2 separate regions of the Homo sapiens genome follow, and region 2 is linked to region 1. The links are chromatin loops, found by intact Hi-C in ENCODE. Cell type or tissue: psoas muscle. All regions are shown on one strand.

The links. Peaks named below come from ENCODE experiments on the same cell type or tissue, not always from the same donor. Only the 100,000 strongest peaks of a DNase experiment are listed, where the experiment ranks them.
Region 2: a loop joins it to region 1, with 8 times the contacts of the local background. A loop is called at or near these places in 9 of 110 quality-filtered maps.

What each region holds. Positions count from the first base shown.
Region 1 is chr9:99,901,702-99,904,201 of GRCh38, forward strand. The region is part of intron 1 of STX17-DT (STX17 divergent transcript); the gene reads right to left. Among named protein-coding and RNA genes, the nearest start is that of STX17-DT, 3.6 kb to the right of the region's middle. In psoas muscle, no CTCF peak of the experiment used is centred here; no DNase peak of the experiment used is centred here.
Region 2 is chr9:99,256,635-99,259,134 of GRCh38, forward strand. No RefSeq gene overlaps it. Among named protein-coding and RNA genes, the nearest start is that of SEC61B, 36 kb to the left of the region's middle. In psoas muscle, no CTCF peak of the experiment used is centred here; a DNase peak (open chromatin) is centred at 1,437; H3K4me3 peaks cover 702 bases; H3K27ac peaks cover 2,305 bases.

The sequences.
Region 1 (2,500 bases):
TGGGGGCTCTGACCCCACATTTCCTTTCTGTACGGCCTTAGCAGAGGTTCTCCATGAGGACCCCACCCCTGCAGCAAACTTTTGCCTGGGCATCCAGGCATTTCCATACATCCTCTGAAATCTAGGTGGAGGTTCCCAAACCCCAATTCTTTACTTCTGTGCACTTGCAGGCTCAAAACCACGTGGAAGCTGCCAAGGCTTGGGGCTTGCACCCTCTGAAACCACAGCCCAAGCTCCACATTGGCCCCTTTCAGCCACAGCTGGAGCAGCTGAGACACAGGGCACCAAGTTCCTAGGCTGTACACGCACGAGGACCCTTGGTCCAGCCCATGAAACCATATTTTCCTCCAAGGCCTCCAGGCCTGTGATGGGAAGAGCTGCTGTGAAGACCTCTCACATGCCCTGGAAACATTTTCCCCATTGTCTTGGCGATTAACATTTGGCTCCTCATTACTTATGCAAATTTCTGCAGACAGCTTGACTTTCTCCTCTGAAAATGGGATTTTCTTTTCTGTCACATTGTCAGGCTACAAATTTTCCAAACTATTATGCTCTGCTTCCCTGATAAAACTGAATACCTTTAACAGCACCCAAGACACCTCTTGAATACTTTGCTGTTTAGAAATTTCTTCCACCAGATACCCTAAATCATCTCTCTCAAGTTCAAAGCTCCACAAATCTCCAGGGCAGGGGCAAAATGCTGGCAGTCTCTGCTAAAATATAACGAGAGTCACTTTTGCTCCAGTTCCCAACAAGTTCCTCATCTCTATCTGAGACCACCTCAGCCTGGACCTTATTGTTAATATCACGATCAGCATTTTTGTCAAAGTCATTCAACAAGTCTCTAGGAGGCTCCAAACTTTCCCACACTTTCCTGTCTTCTTCCGAGCCCTCCAAACTGTTCCAACCTCTGCCTGATAACCAGTTCCAAAGTTGCTTCCACATTTTTGGGTACCTTTTCAGCAACGCCCCACTCTACTGGTACCAATTTACTGTATTAGTCCATTTTCATGCTGCTGATAAAGACATACCCAAGACTGGGAAGAAATACAGAAGAACTGTATTTGGACTTACAGTTCCACATGGCTGGGGAGGCCTCAGAGTCATGGCGGGAGGTGAAAGGCACTTCTTACATGGCAGCAGCAAGAGAAAATGAGGAAGATGCAAAAGTGTGGAAACCCCTGATAAAACCATCAGATCTCTTGAGACTTATTTACTACCATGAGAACAGTATGGGGGAAATCGCCCCCATGATTCAAATTATCTCCCATGATTCAAATTATATCCCACCAGGTCCTTCCCACAACATGTAGGAATTATGGAAGTACAATTCAAGATGAGATTTGGGTGGGGACACAGAGCCAAACCATATCAGTGGGAGAAGCTTCCTAGGTGAGATGACTTTTGAGTCCAGCAGAATAAAGAGTAATTTCTTTACTCTGGGGTGGGGGGAAAGAGATGGGGGAAAGCAGGCAAAAAATGGCATTCTAAGAAGAAAGAGTAATAGTTGCAAAATCAATTTGGATTTTTTAAAATGTTTTATTATAGAAATCATAAAGGGGGCCTGGTGTGGTGGCACACACCTGTAATCCTAGCACTTTGGGAGGCTGAGGTAGGAGGATCACTTGAGCTCAGGAATTGGAGACTAGACTGGGCAACACAGGGAGTCCCAATTTCTAGAAAAATAAAATTAGCCCAGCATAGTGGCATACACCTGTGGTTCCAGCTTCTTGGGAAGCTGAGGCAGGAGGAGGTCAAGGCTGCAGTGAACCATGATCACCCCCATTGCACTCTAGTCTGGGTGACAAAGCAAGATTCTATCTCAAAACAAAACACGAAGGAAGGAAGGAAGGGAGGGAAGGAAATAAGAAAGGAAAGGAAAAGGAAGGAAGGAAATAAGAAAGGAAAGGAAAAAAGGGAAGGAAGGAAGGAAATAAGAAAGGAAAGGAAAAGAAAGGGAAGGAAGGGAAGGAAGGAAGGAAAAAAGAAAGAAAAGAAAGAAAAACAAGAAAGAAAGAAAAAGAAAGAGAAAAATCATAATGGGATTTTGATAAATTTTTAAGTTAGTTTGGTGGAAATGGACAACTTTACAATATTGACTGTATTACTTTTCCACATAGTCAAGTCTTTACTTGTATCTTATATGGAAATATGGAAGTCAGGTTAAAGTATAAATACTGTTACGTAAGATTTGAGTCTTACTCCTGTTATGTAGTATATGAGACTTGGACCTTGGTCAAGTTACTCTCTAAGCCTCAATTTCCTAGTTTGTATGAAGGGGGTGATTGTAATACCTACTTCATGGGTTGTCATCAGTATTAAATAACATATTGCATGTAAAGCGCCTAACCAAGTGCTTTACACATCACATGCAATCAAATAAAAAGCTACTTCTTCCCCCCTCCCTTTTTACATGGCTTTATTTAGGTATAATTCACATACAATAAGCACTTATACATAAACATATTTACAGTGTACAATTTGGTAAGTTTTGACATAT
Region 2 (2,500 bases), 650 kb before region 1:
AGGAGGAGGAGAAGGAGGAGGAGTCAGCAGTGAGATGGAACAGAAATTGAGGGGCAGGGTTACCGTGGGCCTGCTTCTCTGGGAGGCTCCTGTTCAGATCAATCCACCTGGCCCTGTGCTGGTCACGGAGTGAGCCACTTGTAGGGAGAGTGTTGGACATTTACAGACCGTTCCCCTTATGTGTTTGGACATGGTGTTTTGCAGAGTCCATATTCTGGCCCTCTAGACTTTGGTTACCTGGAATTCTGTTTATAGCCCTTTTACCTCCTGCTCCAAGGATCTTCTAGAAATGGCCAGCTTTGCCAGCCCCTTGGTTGGTTTTGACAGAGCCAAGGGAAAACAAGAACAAGGAATGGCTAGCGAGGCTCCAGTAGGGCTTTTGGGTTTATTTTCACATAAGCTGATGATAGTAATTGCACTACCTTATAGGATTTTTGAAAGTAAAAAGGTGATGCATAAGTGCTTTGTGTAATGTGGCTCTGTAAAGGGCAGCTGCCCTTGGCCAGGTGCAGGGGCTCATTCCTGTAATCCCAGCACTTTGGGAGGCCAAGCCAGGCAGATCACTTAAGGTCAGGAGTTTGAGACCAACCTGGCCAACATGGTGAAAACCCACATTTATATTGCAAAAATACACACACACACAAAAATTAGCTGGGTGTGGTGGTGCACGCCTGTAATCCCAGCTACTTGGGAGGCTGAGGCATGAGAATAACTTGAACCAGGGAGGTGGAGGTTGCACTGAGTTTGCACCACTGCCCTCCAGCCTGGGTGATGGAACGAGACTCTGTCTCAAAAAAAAAAAAAAAAAAAAAAAAAAAGGCAACTGCTCTTATTTTTCATCCTGCTAGGGGCACCTGGTGGCTCCTAGAGATGTTCTCCTCATGGGACTTTGGGCTTCTGAGTGAGGTGTATCACTCTACGCTTTGAAAGCATTTTGTGGGTTAAGAACTGGATCAGACAGCGGGACTGGATTTCAGCCCTGCTCTAAGTTTTTGTGTGACCTTGGGCAAGCGCTTTCCTCTCTCGGTGCCTCCATTTTCTCTCCTGTGCCATGAGGAGTGTGGGTGAGAAGATCTTTGGGGTTCTTCGGCCCCTGAAGCTGGGGGATCTGGGTCATGGCAGGGTGTTACTTTCTGACGCTTTGACTCTTTCTGTGGGGAAGAGCATCTCCCACAACTTCGCCTGGTGCCAAGTTGGTCTGCTGCTTTTCTAGACAGGCCTCACTAGCCAGCACCTGCTGGAAGTGGGTCTGGAACTGGGAGTTCCAAGGCCAAGACTGCCTGTTCCCCTTTGCCTGAGGACAGGAGCTGGCACTGCTGCCTCCATGCTACATGCCCTGATGACACCCCCAGGAAAGGGACGCTGCCTGGATTGCTCTCAGGTTCTCTCCCTGCCTTCCCCAGGCAGCCTGAGCCCTGCCCTTAAGTCATGGGGAGAGTTCAGCATGTCCTCCTATGGCACGTGGCAAGACGGCAGTAAAACCCAAGCCCTCCTGGAAGGCAGGTGATCCTCACCAACTAGCCAGGCCTGACTCAAAGCCTCGCCTGCCAGCCCTCAAACCAGCTGTCCTCTGAGTTACTACACAGAAATCATTCTGCGAAGAATGGCTCAGGCAGTGGGAAGGGTCCCCTTACCAGCCCAAGCAGTGAGCATGTCCCTGGCTCTGGGGCCAAGGAGAGGAATGCAATATCAGCCTGGCACCAAAATGGCCTGAAAGAACAGCTGACTCTCAGTGGGGAAAGCTGAGACGAGGTCCTAAGTTGAAGGCTGGCCATCAGCCTCAGGACGGGGATTGCTGATGGTCTGACCCAGCGCCAGGGAGAGAGCTGGCTCAGACTTCTGAGGCCTAGCCCCTAATCCCACCCTTCACCAGACTGTGTGTGACCTTCACTCAGCTCCTGTCCCTTCCCTGAGCCTTGGCTTCCCCATCTGGGCTGAATGTGATGGTGTTTAGGGAACAAATTTTATGGTGTCATTACTTAAAATGTGGGAGCTCTATTTCTTCAGCCTTTAATAGAAGTGTTACTGTGAGGGGTACGTGTATTTCATGTAACTATCTGCTGGATTCCACGTCTTCCCTCTTCACCACAGTGCCCCTTCCTCACCGAATCCTAAGCTGAGCTAGTACCTACACCCTCGTTTTCTAGAAGGAAAATTACCTTCATTCTGGATTTTAGGAAATGATATGCTGGACTTTTCAGACTATAGTTGAAAGAGGTTTAGATTAACCAAGGAGATCTTATTTCTTGTTTCAGTTCTACCAGTGGAGTCTTGAGCTCTTGCCCCTCCTTGACTCAGTTTCCCTCAGAAGTATGAGCTGTTTGAGCCAGGTGATCTTGAAACTTCCTCCCAGTTTTGATTCAGGGTTTCTAGTTTTCCCTTGGAAATTTAACTCTGCCACCTCCCCCTGCGCCCCACCCCCAGCCTGTGTCTCACAAATGGGTTAAATGGGAACAATTGAGAAGTGAAACAACTTTGCTATAGACCAGCTCGGAAGGAT